Linked DNA regions of Homo sapiens: region 2 is linked to region 1. A link is an interaction called in ENCODE POLR2A ChIA-PET data of the cell type or tissue named here. Cell type or tissue: PC-3. All regions are shown on one strand. Links, peaks and the distances in the headings refer to the core of each region. The heading gives the core; the rest is flanking DNA.

The links. Peaks named below come from ENCODE experiments on the same cell type or tissue, not always from the same donor. Only the 100,000 strongest peaks of a DNase experiment are listed, where the experiment ranks them.
Region 2: POLR2A ChIA-PET joins it to region 1 with 16 read pairs; 2 of 35 experiments call an interaction of 5 or more read pairs at or near these places.

The regions. Positions count from the first base shown.
Region 1 is chr22:32,303,985-32,311,984 of GRCh38, forward strand. It overlaps a transcript of SLC5A4 not described here. Among named protein-coding and RNA genes, the nearest start is that of RFPL3, 50 kb to the right of the region's middle. In PC-3, for the core only: no CTCF peak of the experiment used is centred there; no DNase peak of the experiment used is centred there; H3K27me3 peaks cover 2,535 bases.
Region 2 is chr22:32,360,397-32,377,923 of GRCh38, forward strand. It overlaps RFPL3S (RFPL3 antisense), which reads right to left and starts at 10,868. Exons shown (of 5, transcript NR_104232.1): 1 at 10,802-10,868; 2 at 10,503-10,545; 3 at 8,101-8,171; 4 at 7,294-7,318; 5 at 1-443. RFPL3 (ret finger protein like 3) reads left to right here. Exons shown (of 2, transcript NM_001098535.1): 2 at 1-765. The coding sequence ends at 436. It overlaps LOC339666 (a long non-coding RNA gene), which reads left to right and starts at 16,268. Exons shown (of 3, transcript NR_038918.1): 1 at 16,268-16,325; 2 at 16,930-17,341. It also overlaps the pseudogene IGLCOR22-2. In PC-3, for the core only: no CTCF peak of the experiment used is centred there; no DNase peak of the experiment used is centred there.

The DNA of each region.
Region 1 (8,000 bases), core at 1-8,000:
GGCCATTCTAATAGGTGTGTCATGGTATCTCATTGTTTTAATTTGCATTTCTGATGACATATGAGATGGAGCATCTTTTCAGATGCTTATTTGCTGCCTGTGTATCTTCTTTGGTCTTTGGCTCATTTTTTAATCACGTTGTTTCCTTTTCCTTTCTTTTTTTTGAGAGTCTTGCTCTGTCATCCGGGGTGGAGTGCAATGGTGCAATCTCAGCCTACTGCAACCTCTGTCTCCTGGGTTCAAGTGATTCTCCTGCCTCAGCCTCCCAAATAGCTGGGACTGCAGGCATGCGCCACCATGCATGGCTATTTTTGTGGGGTTTTTTTCCGTATTTTTAGCAGAGATGGGGTTTCACCATGTTTGTCAGACTGGTCTCGAACTCCTGACCTCAGGTGATCCACCCGCCTCAGCCTCTCAAAAGTACTGGGATTACAGGCGTGAGCTACCATGCCCAGCTTGTTTTTTCTTTTTCTTTTTTGAGACAGGGTCTCACTGTAGCTACCAGGCTGATCTCGAACTTCTGGGCTGAAGTGACCTTCCCGCCTCAGCCTCCCAAATAGCTGGAATGACAGGTGCAAGCCACTGTGCCTGGCTCTGTTTTCTTATGGTTGAGTTTTAAGAATTCTTTGTATATTTTGGCTAATGACCCTTTAGCAGCTGTGTCTTTTTGCAAATATTTTCTCCCGTTCTTTGGCTTGTCTTTTCATTCTCTTGATAGTATTTCACAGAGCAGAAATGTTTAATTTTAATGAAGTCCAACTTATCAATTCTCTCTTTCATAGATCGTGTCTTTGGTGTTGTATCTAACAAGTCATTGCCAAACCAAGGTCATCTAGATTTTCTCCTATGTTCTAGGAGTTCTACAGTTTTTTTTTCTTTTTCACTTAGGTCTATGATCCATTTTGAGTTAATTTTGTGGAGTGTAAAGTCTGTGTTCAGATTCGTATTTTTCCACGTGAATGTCCACTTGTTCCAGCACCATTTCTTGAAAAGACTATTTTTTCCTCCATTCTGTTGCTTTTGCTCCTCTGTCAAAGATCAGTTGACTATTTTATGTAGGTCTATTTCTGGGCTATATATTCTGTTCATTGTCTGTTCTTTTGCCAATACCACACTGTCTTATGTAATCTGCTTTTCAACTCATGTACCGAGACCTTAATTTGGGTTATTATGTACTTTTAAAAAAATTTCTCCAGTTTCTAATCAGCTCTTTAAAAATTTTCCTGTATCTTTTTTTTATGGGTTTCAGATGTGATTTTATGTATTTGGAGCACAGTAAGCAAGTGTGGCTGTGTGAAGACACGTGTCTGACTGCTCCCGGGCTTGTAGTCTCTCTGCCTGTCTCCTAATCCTTGTGCCTCTGTTGCTTCTTCACATTGCTGCCTTGTGTACCTGCTGATCTCTGATTGTGTGCCAGGAAAGATATATTTAACAAATTGTTGGCAGAAATATTTTGAAGCATCGGATGACGAGACCTCTCTGGAGAAAAACAGTATTTGCCACCATCCATTGCCTGGGGGTGCCAGCAGTCTGGTATCCCCATCATCAGATTTCAGGTGTTGAGGGCCTCTGGGCCCCAGGTGAGGTGGGACTGGGCTGCAAGATCTGGTGCCGCTTTTCTCCACTGTGCAGCCTGTCCCTTCTCCTGCTGGCGGGTGGGGCCAGAATCAACTGTGTTCAGCGTGAGGGACACACGGTCCCAGTGTGAGGGACGGTGGCTTTTCAGGAGCACGGTGCTCATTAAAGGTGGTTACTCTGTCCCCTTGCCTACGAGATGAGAAACAAGAGGCACATGGCATGTCACACCAGGGGCCACTGAAGGCATGCCGTCTGCAGTGATTGGCCCTGTCCCCCCACCCCCCACGTGCTTTCGGCTCTGTCTCGTCTGGTGCCAGTGCCAGATTCAGGGCACTGTCACTCCTCTCTGACCTTGCCCCTGCCCCTTTAGAGGTGGCGTCCACCTGCCATTGGCATTGAGTGTGCAGGATGGACTCACGTGCCCAGTTCCCCCTAACACCACCTTGGCTGGGACCCCAGTCCCTGGTCCTCCATCCTCCCCTACAGAATGACAAATTATGTGGGCACAGGTTCCCTTGAGCTCATTTTGAAACATTGAAGCAAACGTCAATCTAGGGAACAGTTGACATGACACTCCTTTATTAAAACCTAGGGACATTGTTATAAAAATTACTGTATATAGGCCGGGCGCGGTGGCTCACGCCTGTAATCCCAGCACTTTGGGAGGCCGAGGCAGGCAGATCACGAGGTTAGGAGATCGAGACCATCCTAGCTAACACGGTGAAACCCTATCTCTACTAAAAATACAAAAAATTAGCCAGGTGTGGTGGCAGGTGCCTGCTAGTCCCAGCTACTTGGCAGGCTGAGGCAGGAGAATGGCGTGAACCTGGGAGGCGGAGCTTGCAGTGACCCGAGATTGCACCACTGCACTCCAGCCTGGGCGACAGAGCAAGACTCGGTCTCAAAAAAAAAAAACAAAAACTACTGTATATAAAGACAAAAGAGCAACAGCGGTCAGTGAAAAACTCATTATTGTTACACTCCAGTATTATTAGGAATGTTTTTGGTTTTCCTGGTTATCAGCTCTCAGAGAGACCCCATGCCTGCTCACATGAAGCCAGAGTTTACAGGAGAGAAAATATTTCCATCCCCCAACCCCTGCCGCTGTATGCCCTTGTCTGGCTGGCCCTGGGGAGGACACATCACCCTTTTGTGGGAGGTCTCCTGCCTTGTTAAGGTGACTGAGCCTCTCACCCTTGCAGCCCCCCACCTCGTTACTGCACATTGTCCAGACACTGACCGCTTGGTTATTTGACTATGATGTATGCTACTAGCTTTAAAACGGGAAATGGGGAACAATAGGAAGAAACTGGGTATGAGAAACTGACATGCAATTCCAAGAAGAGGCGCTCTCTCTTGGGCCACCAGCTTGGTTCCAGTTGTGGCCAGGGTGGCCATGTCATCCATAGTTTTTGATTCTGTGCTCAGGGATGGCGCTGACCAATGTGGAATCCTGCATATTTGGGAGGCTGGTTTAGGGTCATTCAACAGGGTACCTCATTGTACCAACCCAAGGGTAACCATTCTCAGTGCAGTCTATGTAAACGGTATCCCTGGGAGCCCATTACCATTTATGGTACAGTGTCGTGAATGGTGCCTACTGGAGGGTTGTGAACCCTGCAGCAGCCCTGGATTTCAGTCTGTTAAGGGCAAATCTGTCAGGGCTTTGATGTGAAGATAGGAGTTTTAGGTACAGAGTAACTAATAGTCAAATCTGCTCTTCATCAAGCATTTATCTAGCATCAGCTGTTGGCCAGGGGTTTGGACTAGAAACTGGGGTGGTGGGAGCAATGACACCTCCAAGGTCACTTTCATGGGTGGGACTTCTGAATTCATTTTGTGAATCTGAGTGTGTCCGTTAGGCACAAATAGCCATTTCACAGGTGGTCCCAGCTATAGCAGGAATGGTTCCCAGAAGGGCCCTGGGTACAGGGCCAGGCAAGTGGCAGGCGTTCGGCAAGTGTCTGTTGAATAGGTGAGGGAAGTCCATGTCATTGAATGGGTTTTCTAGGAGGATCCTGACCTCTTCTAGCTCGCCTGACTGCTTAACATTTGAGCTTTTCGGGTCACAACCCCCAAAGTTGTTTGCATGCACTGAAGCACCAGTGTGGGACGTGTTGGTGCTACAGCAAGGAACTAGGGCACTGTGCCTGGCATCTGGTACATAGTAAGTGCACAGGCTTGTCTTCCGGAGGGGACAGGGCATGGCCCCAGCCCAGTGATGTACTCCTGGACTGCAAAGGGCAGTGATTAGGGCGTCATCCAGGCATGGCCTGACTGTCCCAATGCTGTGGGGACCAGGCAGACACCCTCTGATACCCACCACGTGAGCAGGATGATTAAGAATCCCTGCAGTTTGCAGGGATTCTTACATGTTTCCAACCCTAGATTTTCACGGCAGACAAAATCAACCCACGTGGATGTCTCCCTGCAGTGATGGGTGGCCCTTCAACATTGATAAGACATGTTCCCAGTAACTGCATCCAGGTCTGTTATTCCTTCCTTCCTTCTTACCTACCTACCTACCTAGAGTCACTCTGTCACCCAGGCTGGAGTGCACTGGTACGATCTCAGCTCACTGCAAGCTCTGCCTCCTGGGTTCACGTTATGTTAATTTCAAACATGGGGGAAATCTGTAAATTCACTTCTGAAGGCTCTTCCTGTTGATGGGGACCAGTACACCCAAGTTGAAAAATTAAAATAAGCCAATTAAAAAATTTTACAAGTCTGCACCTCCAGGAACCCCATGTCCTTGAATGGCAGTCTCTGATAGACACGGTGATTGCGAAGGCAGCCACGCCAGTGGAGGGGCCTGGGTGTGGACAGCGGCTAGAGGGATGTAAAGGGCCTGGCGCCACCAGGCTGGAATCCTGACCTGACCTGGACAGCGGCCTGTGGGGGAGTCAGTGTCAGGCTCAGCCACACCCACAGCCCTAGTCTGTTTGACATGACCTGAAGAGAGCTTTTGGGATGACGGTTAACTGGAAACCATCTCCTGGCCAAAGAAGCCTGTTAACCCCCATTCCTGGCTGTGTTTCCCCTGACATTCCCAAGTCCTTCTCTTCAGCTCTGGGACACATTTGAATCTTTCTGATGATGAGGGGAGATGCCACCCACCCTGGGAACACTGTCAGCTGCCTACTTGCTGCTTTCTAGAGCATTGGAGACAGCAAGAGGGACCAGATCTACCTATGAAATCACATGTATGTGTGTGAGGGCATGTGCTTGTGTGTCCATGCATGTGTGTGCATGCACAGCTGGGTGTGTGTGCACCCATGTATGCATATGTATGCATGTGTGCATGTATGTACTTGTTTTCAATTGAGGCCTGTTGCACATGTTCCCAATAACTTCATCCAGGTCTGTTATTCCTTCCTTCCTTCTTACCTACCTACCTAGACAGTCTCACTCTGTCGCCCAGACTAGAGTGCAGTGGTATGATTTCAGCTCACTGCAAGCTCTGCCTCCTGTGTTCATGTTATGCTAATTTCAGCAATGGTTATGGTCAGCTGCTGGCCTGGCAGCTGGAGGGTACAGGTGAGGTGGGTGAGCAGGCTGCTTCTCTAGGTGCAGGGCATGTTCAGAGGCTAACATGAGGGCAGCGAGCCAGCAGGCACTACCAGCTATTGGTTCTGAATAGAGATTCCAAAACACACAATAATCACACCATACACAGATGAGAGGGAAAGCATAAAACTGCTCGTGAATCACACACAGTTCCCAGTGAGAAACAGTCCTTACAAACGCGGTAGTTCTGCAAAGCAGCCTCGAATGCAGATTCCTCTGTGGACATCTTATCCTCTTGTGTTTTTTTGTATTATTATTATTACAAATTACATGGTGATGGACAGAAGCTCACAGCAAAAAGTAAGAGTAGGCAGCTTAAAAAATCAGGTTGAGTTGCTAAAAACCGGTAACTCTAGAAATCTATGCTTGAACTTGTCACTACCCTGCATCTTGTTTCTCAGGGACACTCTACTCATTGAAGGACCTGCCAGCCATAACCACAGCAGGATGGGGACAGTGTTTATCACAATGACCTGGGGACCCACGGGGTTTTCAGGAGCCCTTGACACCACTGGGGGATTGAATACACACACACACCTGCTTTCCACACCGAGTGTTCACACCCAAGTGCACACTTCTCACCCCTCGGCTCCTCCATGAGACAGCAAGGGCCGTGACCCCCTGGCACCCCACCTCACACATTTGACAGATAAGAAGCAGAGGCTCTGAGAGGTTAAGTGGCTTGTGGGGGTGACCTGCGGGAAGGAGGGTGCTGTGGCTGGCTGCACTCTGCACCTGCCTTTGCTGCAAGCTATCTATACCATGTGTGCTGGGTCTCGGTGATCTCTGCTGAGGCCTCTTCCTTGCCACAGAATGTTCCAGTCCTCAGCCCAGCTGCCCAAGAGGGACTTGGCAGAGCAGCAGGACCACAAACCCCATGAGTTTTTCAGTTATTCCTGAAAAGACCTCTGGGTGGCAGCGGGGTGGGGAGGGGGGAGGGAGGACGGGGGATGGGGGGGGTGGCAGAAGGAATGTCCTCCTAGAAGGTTGTAAATCTCAAGGGATGCTTACGTGAACTCCAGCTCTGTCTGTTTGGCAGTGACCTGTGACCTTAGGTGTCCAGGAGAGGGAGGCAAGGCCACCAGTTCCTTTTTGGCAGAGTAAGCACCTATAGAGCATCATCCAGGACAGCAGGACATGAGGGTTGCAAACTCCTTAAATACCCATCTGACTCCTTCCTCTTACTGATGGGGAAACTGAGGGAACAGACCTTGCCTGAGGTCCCGCTGCTCTCAGTGGCAGAGCTGATGTCAGAATCTGGGTCTTGGGCCCCCACCCCAAGGCTTCCTCTGCCTTCCAAGGCACTGCACGTGGGACACAGCTGTGGCTGCCCCAGCTGGGCTAGCAGACAGGCTGTGCACCCCCTTATGGCAACATGGGCCTGGGGGGTGCCCTGGGATTGCTCATGTCAGGGGAGAGGAAGCCATGCCTTTCTCTAATTGAGACCCCCCAGCACAGGTTCTCCCACTTTGCCTCTGCCAAGCCATATGCCTGGACACTGGCAACACTGCCTGGAGGAGACAGCTGGACCCAAAGACTGAGGCCAGGGGCCTGGGTCTTCCACAGCTGACCTGTGTGACCCTGGGCAAGCCACTTGACCCGGCTGAGTCTGTCTTCTCATCCATAAAATGGGGAGAGCCCCTTCTTCATGGGGCTGTTGAGAGGATGAAGAGCCAGGGAGAATGGAGGATGCTTTATGCCCTAGCAAGTTTGTTCTGCTTTTCCAAACGCAGGGCATTGTTTGCACAGTGTGACTCACAGTGGAGCCCAGGGCTGGGCACTCTTGCCCTCATCTCCTGCCTTCCCTCTGGGTCCCAGCCACCTGGCTTTCTTATGCTTCCTTGAAACCACCAAGCCTGTGCCTGCCACAGGGCCTTTGCACTAGCTGTTCCTTCTGCCTGGAATGCTCTTTTCCTATCTTTAACGCCCATTACTCGGTCCTGTGTGTCATTCAAATCTGGCCTTCAATCATCTGCTCAATAAGGCCTTCCCAGACCACCCCAGGTCCACGAGGGTCTCACTCACTTGTCCCTCGAACTGAGTTCCCGGCAGAACACTCGCCGCCCTTGCCACCTTCACTGTATTCCCGCCCCAGCTAGAAAGCCAGCACAGTGAGCAGGGACCTGCCTTGCTCACTGTTGTGTCTGGTGAATGGATGGGCAGTCAGTGTGAGAACACTAGGTCTGATGAAATGAGGAAACTGGGTCAGAGGACACACATGTTTATTAAGCAGGGCCTCCTGAGCTAAGAACTGGGGGAGATTTGGTATCACTAACACCCATGGAATGAGTGTGTCTACACTGGCAGCGTGGCCTTTGGAGATGTTTGTGATCATTTAGGTGATGCCATCCATCTCATAGGTGCCCCGGGGCAGGAGTGGAGGTGATTAGCTCTGTGGGTGGATGTTACGGGCATCTAGGCTTATGTGGAAGTCCCAATTCAAAGCGGGTGGATTTCTAGAACCCTCCTCTCTGGGTTTCCATAGCCTCGTTACCCTGCCCAGCAAAGATCCATGTGTCTGTGTCTCCCACCAGATGGGAGGCTCCCCAGGGGCAGAGATGAGGTCTGACTCATCTTCTGTCCCCATCACTGCCCAGCATGGGGCCTGGCGCACAGCAGGTGCTTAGCCAGAATGTGCTGAGTGGATCAGCGCTCTCGGCGGTGATGGTGGAGAACTCAGGGCGACAGCCTGTGGAGGCATCAAGGAGATGCTCCTGGCATTGTGCAGGGTGTGCCCTGGCTGGGGATCACGTCATGTCCAGGGAGTTGGAGCCTGGACTTTGGGTTCCTGCACCCCTGAGGTCAAACGAGGGGTTGGTCTCCTCCTGGCCATGTGGCGCCTGGGCACCCCCCTT
Region 2 (17,527 bases), core at 4,784-12,783, 61 kb after region 1:
TCGCTTTACCTGTGGCCGCCACTACTGGGAGGTGGACGTGGGAACAAGCACAGAATGGGACCTGGGAGTCTGCAGAGAATCTGTTCACTGCAAAGGGAAGATCCAGCTGACCACAGAGCTTGGATTCTGGACTGTGAGTTTGAGGGATGGAAGCCGCCTCTCTGCCAGCACGGTGCCGCTGACTTTCCTCTTAGTAGACCGCAAGTTACAGCGAGTGGGGATTTTTCTGGATATGGGCATGCAGAACGTTTCCTTTTTTGATGCTGAAAGTGGTTCCCATGTCTATACATTCAGGAGCGTCTCTGCTGAGGAGCCACTGCGCCCATTTTTGGCTCCTTCAATTCCACCTAATGGTGATCAAGGTGTCTTGAGCATCTGTCCTTTGATGAACTCAGGCACTACTGATGCTCCAGTCCGTCCTGGGGAGGCCAAATAAGCCGCCACTGCAAAAAAAAACAGGGTCAGAAAATTACTTGGGTGGGTAGACTTAGGAATTTTCTACTTGGTAAAAGCATTATACAGTCATAGGAGAAAGATATGGGACATTTCTATAATCTATATTCTAATTTGATTCGATTATTGAGTCGTAAGTATTAATTATTGCCACCATCCAACTCATTGAGTCTTATGGTTCACATCTTGTTTCCTATAGAAATGTTCTGTATTCTCGGATCAATTTCCAAATGCTTTACTTTTTCATTTCTGTAAGTTCAAATCAATGTTTAAATTATAGAAGTTATGAGGTAAATAAACATTTGGATATCACCTAATGCATCATGTGATTTTCTAAATGATAGGAGTGCAATAGATTTTATTCATAGTAAAAACATGAGTGTGTGTGTATGTGTGTGCGTGTGTGGGTGTGTGTGTATTTGAACGGAGAGCTGGATAAATGCCTATGTCCTATCCAGAACTGAAAAGTTATCGCCATCATTGCTCAGTGTGGGTAACATTTTCCTGGATGTGTGTTCCTGCATTAATGAAAATTCCCCCCAATTAGTTATTGCAATTATTAATTGTAATTGCAATAAAATTAATAAATTCATTTTATTAATTTATTAAATTAATAAATTAATTAATAATTAAATCTTTATGCAGAGATTAATAAATATGCAGGCTAACAAAGCAAAAAAAGATAACACACATTACTAATATCAGAAATAAAAGAGGGGCCATATCTACCAAACTGTTGGTCATTAAAAGGATAATCAAGGACTATTATGAATGACTCTATTCCCACAGTTTGATAACTAGGTGAAATGTATCAATTCCTTGAGAGACATAATCTTCTCAAGGTCACACTAGGAACACAGACAATCTGAACAAGCCTCTGCCTATTAAGTGAATTAACATTAAGAACATTCCAAAAAAGACAACACCAGAACCAAATGATTTCTCTTACGAAATCCACCAAATTCTTACGAATCCCAACATATTTTCACAATATAATCCGAAAATTGCGCTCTTAGGTACGTACTCAGTTGAGATGAAAAGTTACGTCCACACAAAGCCTGCACAGGAATGTTTACAGCAGCTTTATCTATAACCACCCAAACTAGAAGCGAGCAAGATGTTTAAGAGGTGAATGAAAAAACAACCATCTATAAAACACAATATTATTCTGTGATTTAAAGGAGTTCTCCATCAAAGCATAGAAAAGACAATGGCATGTATCAGAAAGACTGTGGGGGCATGCATTCATGTGGATGAGACCACACAGGCAGCAGAGCAGGGTGACTTTAAGTATATTGATGAGTGAAGTAAGTTCAGCTGAAAAAGCTACATAATATTGGGCTGGTGCAAAAGTAATTGTGGTTTTTGCCAGTTGAAGAATGGAAAAACCGCAATTACTTTGCACCAATCTAATATATGACTCCAACTGTATGACATTCTGGAAAAGGCAAAACAAAGGGGATGGTAAAAATACCAATAGTTGGCAAGGTTTCTGGAGAAAGAGGACAGAGATTCATAAGTAAAGAAGAGGGAATTTTTGGAGCGGTGAGAGTATTCCTTACGAGATCGAAATGGTAAACATAACAGTAAATATTTCAAAATTCATAGAAATGTGTAACAGGAAAAAGAACACTATGAGAATGACAGACTTTAGGTACTAATGTATCAATATTTGCCCATTACTTTTAGCAAATATAACACAGTAATGTAAGATATGAATATTAGGTGGAATTATAAGGTAGGGTGAGAGAATAGAATGATGTGGGAACTTTGTGTATTACATGCTAGATTTTTATGTCAATCTAAAACTCCCTTGGTTAAACATTCAGTTTTAAAATTATAGCTCCACTGTTTCAGGGAGATCACAATAATGTTCAACAATTGAGTAACGTCTAGAGATTAGTTTGAAAGATTGTCTTACTATTAAATGTGAATCAAAATTGACTTTTAAATGTATATTTAATTTTGTGATTTCAGCAATACCTCTTGATTAGGCAAATAAAAATTTTGGCACATTTAAACATATGGCTTAACCTCCTCTATAGCTTCTTCTAACATATGGGACACTGAATACAATCCACAATTGTTATTCTTAAATCAACTTAATAAATTTCCACGGTACCTTCATGTGAGTGCACCCGGTGGTTTGCCCAGAGTCCAGGTTGTGTCATGTGCCTCTTGGTGTAGAGGCTATATCTTCTTAAAATTTCTATCAGAGAAGAGCCTGGTTAATCTTTTTGCAATGCAGAGAACTAATGACATGTTACTGACAGAAGACCAGAGGGAGAATTGTGATAATTGGTTCTAACTTCTGATCCCATTGTTTACTGGCTTCCAAGCAGAGCCATCTGAATCAAAGTTAGGTCTCAGGAAGATCGTGGAGTTCAGTGAGCACTTTATACATGGATTAGAAAGACTGCGTGGGCGATGGCTTCACATAGGTGAGACGATACAGAAAGGCAGAGGGCTGGTGTAGTGAGGGACCTGCACCCCAATCCCACTAGAGCCACGTAGACCTGGGAAGGTCATGTAATCCCTCGGCCCTCAGATCTCTGCGCTGTCATGTTAAACTTTTCATAGGGCCTACTTATTAATCTCACAGTATGGGGCTAGAAAAATCACTAAATGCAGGAGAATATTAAGAAAGAGAATCAGAACTTCAGTAGTGATGTGTAAGGGTTTACTAAATGCCAGAAGGAATAAGCCGGAGACTTAGTAGTGGCTGAACACAGAGAGGCTGCTTGGGTGGCTCCAGGCCAGTGGAGGGTGGTTCCCTGTTCATCTTTTACGTGGGTGTGATGCCTTACAACTTCTGGAGGACATCTCCTATTATCTCCGGGACTCCCCACATCAGCCCGGCAGGGTGGGCACAGGAGGGGCTGAGTATCACTTAGAGATGGTGAGAGATTTGCAGAATCCCATTCTAATGAGTGAAGGATCTGGGGGTTGGAATAAATTTGGTTCCCTAGAGACAGAGATTCCTGAACAACTGAGACCTCTATATCGTGCCCTGGACCACTGATCAAAGGGACCCTTTCACTCTCTTTCTCCAATACTTTTATTCCCAAGGTGTGTGGAAAGACAGAGTTCGTGCTCGGGAAGAGTCGCCTGAGATGAAGACAGGTCCCTAATTATAAAGCATTCTTTTCCTCTGCCTTTCAAATCTTCCACCCCAAGTATGACACAGTTTCCTTTAAAGGATGTCACCTGTGGGACCTTGGGAAGCACAAATGCGTGGCCTTCCTCCCCCACTCCCTTCACCCTGTCAGCTGCCTCTCAGTAACTGTTTCCTCCAGTGATCACAGTGAGCGACCAGTGTCTGCCTGTCTCCAAGACTGCTCAGGCCTTAGAACAATGCAAAACATCTATCACAAGATGCTTCTGCAAGTAACAACTTCTCTCCCACTTATCAAACCTGAATAAGTAGCTAATGCGAATTAACTGAAAAAGAGGCCATCTGGGCTGGTGCTTTGGTGGTTTAATGAATTTAGTCTGCCACCCCCACTTTCTCCTTGACTGCTGATCTGAGCCACCTGGAAAAAGGTGTGGCTAAGAATGGGCAGCAGGTGCACCAGCAGGGAGTGTACACCTTATCAGCTCATTCTTTCCCCATCAAAGATCACTTTCTATTTTACAAACTCCACATCCATTTCTTGACCTTGCCGTGGCAGGGGACAGTCCTATCTCCTGTCAGAAAGACCCCTCCGGCCAGGCGCAGTGGCTCATGCCTGTAATTCCAGCACTTTGGGAGGCCGAGGTGGGCGGATCATGAGGTCAGGAGACCGAGACCATCCTGGCTAACATGGTGAAACCCCGTCTCTTCTAAAAATACAAAAATTTAGCCGGGCATGGTGGCGGGCGCCTGTAGTCCCAGCTACTCGGGAGGCTGAGGCAGGAGAATGGCGTGAACCCAGGGGGTGGAGCTTGCAGTGAGCCGAGATCGCGCCACTGCACTCCAGTCTGGGAGACAGAGCAAGACTCTGTCTCAAAAAAAAAAAAAAACAAAAAACCCTCCATAGCCACAGCCTGGAAACCTCTGCCCCAGGACTCTGCCCCAGGACTCTCATTCAAGGTTCACTCTGATCCCCCTTTCCCTCTGACTCCAGATGTCCCTTCCATTAACCCAATGGCTCTGCCTCTTCTCCCAATCCTTCACCAGTGAAAATGCCACTGATTCTCTCTCGTGAGCCCTCTGAAAGTCTTCTCATAAAATACCACTCTTCATCCTATTTTTTTAAGTCCACCTCTAGATCACTAACATTTGTTTTCAGATTTTGGGTTCCACATTCAGAGGAATGTTTCTGTCCTTCCACTTTCCAGTCAAGTCTATTATTGCAGGAGTGGAATCAAGATTCTCCTAAAATGATAAAGCACTATGGCTGTGTTTGCTGTGTATTCTCTGGAAGTGTGTGCCCAGGATTGCCAGTCTTTATTATTTGGTAGAAATAAAAGTAAGTCACATGGTCCTGATATTTACATTTTGAGTTTTAAAAATTTTTATATTGTTTTCATCAAAACTCACTTTAGATATTAATATGTTCATCTTGGTATTTTCTTCTAAATGCTATAAACCTGTGTTTCCCATTATTTGTTTCTCTTAGTGAGCTATATCCTTCTGTGAACCCCTGCTTGCTCTCAGAGGGATCCTAAATACAGAAATGGAGATTTGCATTACTGTTTGGAAAGATCTCATTTTCCGTTCTCAGAGCCTCCTATGTGCCTTAGAGACCACCGTGTCCCTGCTTTAACCCTATGTAATAGAAACAAATAAGATCTTTATTCTCAGAAAATTCAACAGTCTTCAGAGGAACCCACATTCTTACACAACTCTGTCATCCAGGTCTCAGGCAAAGCCCTCATAACTTGGCAAAATTTAAGGTATCACAACTTTACAAGCTTCTATTTGTTATTATAAAGATGTGCCCACTTTTAGTAGAGATTTTAGCAACAGTTGCCTAGTTAATAAAACATAGAAAGTTCTAGAAGAAAGCACATAAAGAACATACTATGTAAAATTTGACCTAAAAATGACCAATCTCACAGGGACACACAGAGCTGAACAACACACACGGGGCTATCGGATGGGGGACGGTGGGAGGAGGGAGGATCAGGAAAAATAACTAATGGGCGCTAGGCTTAAAACCCAGGTGACAAGATAATCTGCACAAGAAATCCCCATGACACAAGTTGACCTATGTAACAAACCTGCACATGCACCCCTGAACTTAACAGTTAAAAAAACTGGTGGGACAAAATGAGATACCATTTCACACCAGTCAGAACGGCTATTACTAAAAAGTCAAAAAACAGCAGATACTGGCAAAGTTGCAGAGAAAAGGGAGCACTTATATACTCTTAGAGACTGTGTAAATTAGTTCAACCATTGTGGAAAGTAGTGTGGTGATTCCTCAAAGAGCTAAAAACAGAAATGTCATTCAACCCAGCCATCCCATTACTGGTTATATGCCCAAAGAAATATAAATCATTGTACCCTAAAGACATCCACACATATGTTCACAGCAGCGCTATTCATAATAGCAAAGACCCAAATGCCCATCAATGACATACTGGATAAAGAAAATGTGGTACATATACACCATGGAATACTATGCAGCCATAAAAGAGAATGAGATGATGTCCTTTGCAGGAACATGGATGGAGCTGGGCGACAGAGTGAGCCTCCATCTCAAAAAAAAAAAAAAAAAAAATTGTGCCGGGCGCGGTGGCTCATGCTTGTAATCCCAGCACTTTGGGAAGCCAAGGCAGGTGGATCATGAGGTCAGGAGATCGAGACCATCCTGGCTAACACGGTGAAACCCCATCTCTACTAAAAATACAAAAAATTAGCCGGGCATGGTGGTGGGCGCCTGTAGTCCCAGCTACTTGGGAAGCTGAGGCAGAAGAATGGTGTGAACCCAGGAGGCGGAGCTTGCAGTGAGCCGAGATCGTGCCACTGCACTCCAGCTTGGGCAACAGAGCAAGACTCCGTCTCAAAAAATAAATAAATAAAAAATAAAATAAAAGTTAAAAAATAAATGACCCGTCTTATTGACTAACCTCACCACGGTCTTATGGATTCAATTAACCTGTTCAATTCTTTTTTGTGTTTACTCCATCAACTTCCTGTGTAACTGCACTCCACAAGGCACATAACCACACTCCACAAGGCACATAAAACCACTGAAGAGAGGAGGCAAATGAGGTCTTTTATCCTCCCCTTCAATTGTCTTACAAAGCTCATGCCTGAGTTTAGAGCATAAGTCATCAGTTTAGTCATAAGTCTTATAACTTCCCAAATGAATGCTTTAACTGCAGCTACAGTACATATCATGTGTTGAGTAGCACTTCTCATGTGCTTTTAAGCAACTCTTTCAATATTGAGAGACAAGATTCAATACTAGGGAAATATTCTATGGTATTACATCATTAATTTTATGTTACAGAGACCATATATTGAAAATGTATAAATAATGAAGTCCAGTCTTACTTTCAATACTGTGTGTAAGTTCATTGAGTGTGCAGACCCCTTAAGCTTGCACTCACCTGTGTGTTAGACACACATTCACAAACACATCACACAGACCTACACATAGACACCTTCTGCCTTGGTGCACACAAATCCACCCCACCTAAAGTGAATATGCCTGTTTCCAGGGATTGCACATAGGTGACAAGAGTTTGTCACCTGAAAAACCAGTTTTAGTTCACCCCAAATTCTCGTTCTTTCCAGGTGTCTTGGATCATGGAGATGGTCTAGATGAAAGTCAGCAATTAAGTTCCACATTTCTTATACATACACTTTTTTTTTTTACACCTGGTGAATGATTCCAGAATACATACCATTTACTGTGTTCCTTGGGGTCACCTGCAATTAGAAGAAAGAAAACACTCTGAGGATGAGATCATACTGTGGGCTGTTTGCACAGGTCTTTCGTTCTCTTAGGGGCTCTTGGTAACCAAGATGGGAAAGAATGTTTAAGTCTAAAGCCCCAACATCTAGAGTAGAGTTCATCTGTAGAAAGCACAATAGCTTTTGTTGAAAAGTATCTTTGTTGGCCGTGCTCAGTGGCTCACGCCTGTAATCCCAGCACTTTGGCAAGCCGAGGGAGGTAGATCACGAGGTCAGGAGATCGAGACCATCCTGGCTAACATGGTGAAACCCTGTCTCTATTAAAAATACAAAAAAAAAAAAAAATTAGCCAGATGTGGTGGCGGGCACCTGTAGTCCCAGCTACTCAGGAGGCTGAGACAGGAGAATGGCGTGAACCCGGGAGGCGGAGCTTGCAGTGAGCCGAGATCGTACCACTGCACTCCAGCCTGGGCTACGCAGCAAGACTCCGTCTCAAAAAAAAAAAAAAATCTTTGTCAAGACCATTTTGAAGTAGCAGTTACAAAATACTTAATCTAAAGTGGAAAGCTTGTTGCAGAGGAAAGTGTCCCCTAACATGCTGTGTGTGACCCAGCCCTGCCAATTCCAGATGTCCTCTTCAATCAGGTGTCAGTGGGTGGGGTGCACCCCTCCATCCCCAAGGAAACATCATCTAACACCTATAACGCACCTGATCATTTTTCTCTATCTGATATCAATTGAAAAATGAAATAACCAAGAAAATTACACACATGTTAGGCAAAGACAGGCTACTTTACCTTGGTAACAGAGAAGGGGTCCTCACTTGCCCACTCTTTGGAATCCACCTTCCATTGATCTTCTGGGGGAACTGAAAGGACACAACATGACTGTCAGTTCATTGGTGGTGACATGAACAAAGGGCTAGAACTTATGGATGTGGTTGGTTAACAAGCATGAATTGAGCTTCTCCTGGGCCATCCTCTTCTATGGACCAAGGAAGGCAGAGAGACGGGCAGAAAGGAAATGAGAAATAGAGCCTTTGTCTTTCCAGGTAATAGCAGATGAAAGCGACACGAAATACTCAAACTTCAAATGAGCAACTACTAAAATGCATGCTAGAATTCAACCACAGAGTCCTGTCACTCCCTCAGCCCATTTTAAAGTCCAGCAGAACTGCCACTGACTCCTTGATATTGACCAACTCCCTTTCAACCTCCACAGACCCCCATCTGCTGCTGTAACATTTAACATCTGGGGTATAGGATTCAGCCCCTGTTTATGTGTAAATTTTTATTGAGGAACTAAATTCAATATCAGGTACCAGGGCTAATTATATTTACTCAATTCTTTGTTATAAATCAATTATTAAAAACTGGAAAATACTGAAATACATGTTAAAATATCCACTGTAAATCAAAGATCTTCCTTTTAGTCTTCCCTTCCTATCCCTTGTGTTTGCAATCATTGCATGAGGGGGCCTAGTTTCAGCCAGGTCTAGTTCACCTAGCCATATGAGGTCTAGTTTCAGCCCAAGCTACCCACAGTGAAGGAAGGCAGAGTGAGGAGATGACCCCATGTGAGCACCGAGGCTCTTTAACCCAGCTGTACAGGAGAGTTGCCACAAGGGTGACACCTGAGGCTAATTGTGAAGTGGTATCCTGTGTTCTGTGATTCTTGTGCCTTAGCCACCTGAGTAGCTGGAATTACAGGTGTGCACCACCACGCCCAGCTAATTTTGCATTTTTAGTAGAGATGGGGTTTCTCCATGTTGGTCAGGCTGGTCTTGAACTCCTGACCTCAGGTGATCTGCCTGCCTCGGCCTCCCAAAGTGCTGGGATTACAGGCATGAGCCACCGCGCCCAGCTGCCTTATTTATTCTTAACACATGTAAGTGCCTCTAACTTTCGATTGTTTCCAAGTCATGGAACGAACAACCTCCTTAGAAAGAACTCTGAAGGATAGGTCAGGAGAACTAAGTCACACAATCCATCAGAAACAGTATTAACAGTTTTTCAAAGTTACACTTTATATGCAAACTTGTACAATTATCATCTTATTATTTTTAAATGTATCTTTACATATATGTATGTGACCTACGTGTTTCCTGGTGTGAGTAAATCTGTATGTTCTTGGTTAATAGTGTTTACCGATTCATTTCACTTCTCTATCTTTGTATGTTGAAATATGAACTACTCTCTGGATGAGAAAAAATGATTACACTTGATTATATTTACCTTTGGAAAGGTAAGTGGTTTGGGTGATTGACTATAATTGTTATCTCTATCATTTTGGATAAACCCCAATCATAAAAATAAGTGTGTTTTGTTTCACACACTGACACATAGACAATACACATTCTTACTTCTTTTCAAAAAGTTAATATGTGAATATAAATGACATATTCCAAATTTACTAAACTGAATACACATTTCATGAAAAAGGAGAGAGGAAAGACATACTAAAAACAGGCCAGGGCCTGGTGTGGTGGCTCACGCCTGTAACACCACCACTTTGGGAGGCCGAGGCAGGTGGATCACCTGAGGTCAGGAGTTCAAGACCAGCCTGGCCAACATGGTAAAACCTTGTCTCTACAAAAATACAAAAATTAGCCGGGCATGATGGTGGGTGCCTGAAATCCCAGCTATTCGGGAGGCTGAGGCGAGAGAATCATTTGAACCCGGGAGGCGGAGGTTGTAGTGAGCCGAGATCGCACCGTTGCACTCCAGCCTGGGCGACAGAGTGAGACTCCATCTCAAAAACAAACAAACAAACAAAAAAACAACAACAAAAGACAAAGATGGACACACTTCGTTGTGTTAAAAGCCTCAAAGACATCTGCATCATTCTAGCTTTGCTCCTAATTTTTAAAATTAATGATTTTAATAGGTTCTTAATTAGGTAAAAACTGCATTAAAACATACTTTGCCATATTTTTCCCAGAAGGATACCTAATTGGGTGGTTTGAGGGGTGCCAGATGTAACAGGAAATAAGACATGTCTTTTAAATAAAGGAAAAGCTCAAAGGCATCCTGCTTGATACTAGAATCAAATATATAAATTGAGGAATAAAACATAACCGGGAAACACATTTATAACTGCATATGAAAAATACAGAGGAGAATTTTTTAATAAAATATATTTTTAAATATTAACTAGTACATTTGAGAGGACAGCATTCAACAGGCCAATGTGAACATACCTTTAATGCAGGAACTCAGGTTCCCCATAAGAAAGACCAGAATCTGTGAAAATGACAGCAAGCATGTTCAACCTGCTATGAACTTTGAAAAACTCAGCACAGACAGTGGCAGTTAGGACCGAGGGCAAGATATACCCAATCACATAACCATGGTGATAGGAGCATCATCAACGTCTCAGGGTAAAGTCACAATGTGTATTGTGAGGTCCGCTTTCTGCTGCACCAACAAGAGTGCTTTCACACGCACAGGAGGGTCATTAAAGATTAGGCCTTTTACGGCAGGGAGTGGTGGCTCACACCTGTAATCCCAGCACTTTGGGAGGCCGAGGTGGGTGGATCACGAGGTCAGGAGATAGAGACCATCCTGGCTAACATGGTGAAACCCCGTCTGTACTAAAAACACAAAAAATTAGCCGGGCGTGGTGGCGGGAGCCCCCAGCTACTCGGGAGGCTGACGCAGGAGAATGGCGTGAACCCGGGAGGCGGAGCTTGCAGTGAGCCGACATAGCGCCACTGCACTCCAGCCTGGGCGACAGAGCGAGACTCCGTAAAAAAATAAAATAAAATAAAATAAAATAAAAGATTAGGCGTTTTACTTAAAAAAAAAACAACAAAACCCAAGCTCATTAATTACTATTCTGTGCTTATTAAAATAAGTTTTAGGAGGAGAAATTGTGTACCCCAAAATACACTCAATGGCAAGAATTTCAAACTGAGCAGGGGCAAAACCGATATGTTAGTAACAACCAGAAGTTCCATTCTCGATTCGAAATTCCATTGCCAAATATTTCTACCATTCCTGAGTCATCTAATATTTCTAGAACCAATAAGCAAACTGTTCAGAATTAAAGACAGCATAAATGGATATTGTTATAAAAGTCATGTTTCTTAAAAAGTGACATTTTTTAAAGTCACATTTTAAAAGTCATATTTCCCTAAAAAGTCATATTTCTACCATTCCTGAGTGATCTAATGTTTCTAGAAGCAATAAACTGTTCAGAATTAGAAAAAAGTGTTACTTGATATTATAAAAATCATATTTCTCTCACAATATAATTATGAAACTTATTTTTCCACTTATCTCTATATATTACTATGCACTTATTTATCTCCCAAACTTTGTGAATTCACAGAGGAATTTGTCTACCATTGTGTATGTAAACGGCTGGCCATTCACTGAGTATTTAAAGGAAAAAAAAATCACTATATTTTCACCAGTGCATCTTCTCGGTGGGGTGAACACTTTGGGTGAATACATATAATTTTTTATTTGAGACAGGGTCTCACTCTGTCACTCAGGCTGGAGTGCAGTGGCTTGATCATGGCTCACTGCAGCCTTGACCTCCCAGGCTCAGGTGATCCTCCCAACTCAGCCTCCCATGTAGCTGGGACTACAGGTTCTTGCCGCCATGCTCAGCTAATATTTTGTAGAGATGGGGTTTTTCCATGGTGCCCAGGCTGGTCTTCAACTCTTGGATTCAAGCAATCCACCCACCTCGACCTCCCAAAGTATTGGGATTAGAGGCGTGAACCACCATGCCCAGCCTAATACATATAATTAAAGTGTTTCTGAATGCAGAATTTTAGATAACTTTCAAAATGTATAACTACGTGTGTATTCTGGCTGATACATAACACCCAATTGCAAATACTTTTATGATATGCCCAAGAAAACAAGCTGTTGAAAGTGACCTGCCCTAAAATAAATAGAACAAATGAAAATTTTAGGGTTAAGATGAGAGAGTTGCTATGTTTCAAAGAGAATAGGTACCCTTCATGATATAAATATTACAGTACAAATGTCTATCATTGCTAAGTACAAATTTCTAGAACAAATAAATAGGTCACAAATGATGTATACAATCTGCATTAATATAGATGATGCTATATTTTGTCCAGTGATTATAAAACAGAGGGTGTAATGGGGTAGGTGCTGAAAGAATAGGTCATTCTGTGTTGTTATAAACAGAAAATTTCAATGGCTTCCAGATTGAACAAATATATGTATATACACAAATTATACACACACACACACGATACTATAGTTATATGTGTATGTGTTTGTATACTCAGAAATGCAGCAAACTAAAAAAAAACTTTAACAATCCCCACAGATTCATGCTTCTGAATGCTCAAATGGAGGAGAAAATTTAAAAAGAAGTGGAAAATATAGTGAGAAAATCTACTCATCCTATTGGAGGAGCTGATATCTATTTTAAGTTTAGAGAGGCAGGCTTAAATAAGTAAATGTTTAGGATTTGAAATTTAATTGTACAAGTATTTTTTTCGTTGAATTTCCTCCCAACTTTGTAAAATCATCAGATCAAAAACACATCATTTGATTAGGGTGCAGTTTTATAGTACCTAACAATCAAGATTTTGGAAAAAAAAAAAAAAGTTGATGATGGTGAATTTTGATAAATTCTAACATTGTCCTAGTTGAAAGAGGTAAATATGTTTTTATATGTGCTAAGAATTGTCTAATTTAAGAGTACAATGATGTTGTTATGACTGTTGATAAATTTCAATCGTTTTTGAAATTATAACTAAAAGAATGTTTTTATTTGGCTATTATTCCAGTTGATTTCAACAATGCTAAGTGAAATACATGTATCAGAACAAAATCATGATGATGTCACAAATGTTAACTATCTAATAGCTACTGTAGGTCAGACTTTTTTTTAATTTGAGTCTAATTTGTTTCTTCCATCTTAAAACTCTCTAACATGAATTAAAGGGCTAAAAAGATGTACTGATTAGACATTTTTGATTAAAGGTTTGGTAAACTAAACAGTACTTTCATCTAGCATTAGGAATATTGAAAGCAAGAAAATGGATTATTTAGTAACTATGTAAAATGCATTAGTATTAGAGTTGCATTACTTAGTATTGTGGTTGTCATCTAGCTTTTTTTTTTTTTTTTTTTAAACGGAGTCTTGCTCTGTCGCCCAGGCTGGAGCGCAGTGACGCGATCTCAGCTCACTGCAACCTCTGCCTCCCGGGTTCACGCCATTCTTCTGCCTCAGCCTCCCGAGTAGCTGGGACTACAGGCGCCCGCCACCACGCCCGGCTAATTTTTTGTATTTTTAGTAGAGACGGGTTTTCACCGTGTTAGCCAGGAAGAAATGTTAGTGTAGAAAGGTAATATATTCCAAAAGAATCTGTTTTTCTTAATGAAGAGTATCCACACAGACACTCATAGCAAAAAAAATTATAAGATGCATCAGAGATAAATAAAATAAAGTGTAGTCTTCCTAGAGCTGGATTTAGTTTCTGGTTTGATTTATTTTAACGACAGACATAAGAGATCACTTCGTAATGAAGTACAATTTCACACTATAGAAACAGAGTAAAAATATCTTTTTGAAGAAAATGCCAAATCTACCTTTAATCTCAAGGAAATAGGATCGCTCAAATAGATCTGTTAGCATGTTACATATTAATAGACAACCTGCTGTGTAAATTACTTAAAAGCCATCTTTTGCAAAAATTTTCTCCCATTCTGTAGGTTGCCTGTTCACTCTGATTATCGTTTCCTTTGCTGTGCAGAAGCTCTTTAGTTTAATTAGATCCCATTTGTCAATTTTGGCTTTTGTTGCCATTGCTTTTGGTGTTTTACTCATGAAGTCTTTGGCCATGCCTACGTCCTGAATGGTATTGAGTTCATGTCCTTTGCAGGGACATGGATGAAGCTGGAAACCATCATTCTTAGAAAACTAACACAGAAACAGAAAACCAAACACCACATGTTCTCACTCATAAGTGGGAGTTGAACAATGAGAACACATGGACACAGGGAGGGGAACATCACACACTGGGGCCTGACGGGGGTTGGGGGCTAGGGGAGGGATAACATTAAGAGAAATACCTAATGTAGATGATGGGTTGATGGGTGCAGCAAACCACCATGGCACGTGTATACCTATGTAACAAACCTGCACGTTCTGCACATGTATCCCAGAACTTAAAGTATAATAAAAAAATAAATAAAAATTTAAAAAATGGTTAAAAAGCCATATTTTAAAAGGTTTTTAAAATTCACAACATACTCCATTTTTGATATAACTTCTAATATTTCTTCTCTGTGGTAGAAATTTGTTCCTGAGAAATAAGAGGCCAAGGATATTACAAGAGCACAAAAAGTTTACATAAATGTGTTAACATTTTAAAGGCAACTATATATGAATAACATTAAAACATTGTTAAAAATTTATTAGAATGAATAATAAAATCATCAAGTTTATACTTAATAAGATCAAATATATTGCTTATATAATTTTAAAAGTAGTGCAGAATGTTTATTATTCTAGTCTCACTAAAAATGATAAACTTCAAACATATCTATAGGAAAATAATTACAAAACTCAGCAAGTAATATGGGAGATAATTTGAAGAAATGTTGAAATAGTTTCTTACATAAAGACACTAGGTATTTCTTTCATAAAGGACACTAGGTAAAAGTTCCAGCAATGAGTAGGGAGGTGATCTAGGTACATTTTATTATTGATTATTGATACAGGTTTTCTCTTGAGAAAGTGCACAGTTGGGCTCTTCTCTCTCTCTCCTCTCTCTCTCTCTCTCTCTGCAAGACAGTTAACAACAATAAAACCCACCTGGTCAACCCATCGACAACACTCAGCTTTATCCCTATCCCTCTCTCACCGTTCCTCTAGGGACACAGTTACCCTGTGGTTTCTCCTGGGTTCTTTCTCCTTCCTCCTCCAGATCCCTGGGATCAGCCATCAACCCTCCTGATACCCCCTCTCCTGTTTGGCTGCCTTCAGGCTCTTTGTTGAACCTGACACCAAAGGATGTCTTTTTAAACTGTCAGTTTCATCTATTCTGCCTCCAGTTCACAACCCGAAACAATCCCAGATAATGAATCAAACCAAACCCCTCACTGACACACAAGGACCTCTACAGTCTGGATTCAAATGTCCTTACCTGACTTGACACTTACACTTCACTTGTTCAATCTTCTCATCAATGATGTATTCTGTCATCCCCTCAGCATATCATTGCATTGAAAATGTCTCTTTTTTTTTTCCAAAGCCCTATCTTTCCAAAGCTAGTAATGTGTGAGTATTTGTTCCAGAGCAGGACCCCACAGCCCAGTGAGACCCAAGTCACAATCACCTCTTTCCCTGGCCTCTGTGGAAGGAGCTGCCCAGGACTTTGCTCCCAGAGCCCTCTGCAGCCTCCCCGCAGCCTCCTTTCATTGGGTGGAGGTGATATTTTGCCCATGTCCTTCTAGTAATGCAAGAAAAACGTATTGAAAAATGCTGTCTTTCTTTTAGTATCAGCAACTTGGGCCATGGCCCAGGGCGTGGCCATAGATACTTCTAGACTGACACTCACTAGGCTCTCAGGCCGACACCACTCACATGACTTCTACTGAGGGAATGCAGTCTGGCGAGAGAGCAGCAGGAGACACTGTGGATCTCAGGGTCTGTGCAGTGGGCAGCCACAACTGTGCCAACCCCCTCCTACCCCACAAATTCCGCAGGGCTGGGTGATGGAGCCTGCACTCACTGAGGCTGACCTGGAAGCTGTGCCCTCCCTGGGTGTGGTTCCAGCACCCACTTCTTCCCAGGTCTGGCCTGTCGGACTTCCCCTGTCCACCAGCCCCTAGGACTTGAATAAATACATGGGGTAAAGTAGAGGCAGGCAATGTGGGGACACATTGGCATCTGTAACTCCTCCTCTGTGAGGTCAGTGGAAGGGATAAGAGAGGCCTGGAGCAGCCCACTCCAGCTCTGGACCTCAGAAGGGCTGTGTCCACCATGGCTCCTGTCCTCCTGCTGCTCCTCTCTCACTTCCCAGGTAAGGACAGGCCTCCCACGTCCAGGGCAGGTCCCCCAGGCTTCAGCAGTCCCCTCTGGCTCAGATCTTCCAGCAACTTCATGCTGGTAAGTGAGCCAGCAGCCATATCCACCTGTGTCTGCAGGTTCCCTCTCCCAGCCTGTGCTGACTCAGCCGCCCTCCCTCTCTGCATCTCTGGAAGCACCAGCCGCACTTCCCTGCATCCTGAGCACTGGCGTCCATGCTGATTTCTATTGGATATACTGGTACCAGCATAAGCCAGGGAGCCCTCCCTGGTATCTCCTGAGCCACTACCAAAATGTACTTCATGACCAGGGCTCCAGGGTCCCGAGCTGCTCCTCTGGATTGATGGAAGGCTGGTCCAATAAAGGGCTTTTGCTCATATCTAAGCTCCAGTCTGAGGACGAGGCTGACTAATTACTGTGTGATTGAGCACAGCAGTCCTTCGCACACTGACACACAGGTGGGGAGGCGGGATAAAACCTCAGCCTGCTCAGAGTCTTGTTCTCTGACAATGTTTAGATATTAAAATAACTCACATATACAAACTTCACAGGAAAGCACTTTCTGGCTCAAAAAATACTCTCTTCTCAATTCTCCATAGAATGTTTCTGAAGTCTCAGGAATGCTGAAAACAAAAACAAAAACCTCCTGATACACTGCGGTGTTGCCCGGTTATCTAGATGAGCAAAACTCAGAGCCTGTGGAGTTGACTTTTTTATTATTATTATTTTTTGGAAGAAGAGAAATGAGCCTTTCCTAGTTTTCTTTTCGGCCAGAGGCCGGAGACCATTCAAGCAGGTAGACAGTCGCTACAGCATGGACTACTGTCTTTGAGGGATCAGAGCAGAAACCTCCTTGTCCCTCTCCAGTCACCTCCCTCCAACCCCGATCATCTGTGCTTGGGGCTGCCTGAGGCTCCCCGTGACCCAGGGATGAGGCACTAAGGTGTGAAATGAGTGAGGACACAGGTCCCAGGGGAGTTCCAGCGAAGATGTGGCCAGAGTCACTCACAGGTAGGTACCTGCACCTTCAGTGTTCATGTCAGGAGGTTGGGGGTATGGATGGGGGGAAATGAGGGCCTGAGGCCAGCAAACCTCTCTGTGGAGCGTGAGAGGGTGAAGGCGAGGCTCCACCATTGCTGGAAAAACACCATGCCTGCTCTGGGGAAGTTGGGGGATGTTGATTTCATGGATGTGACT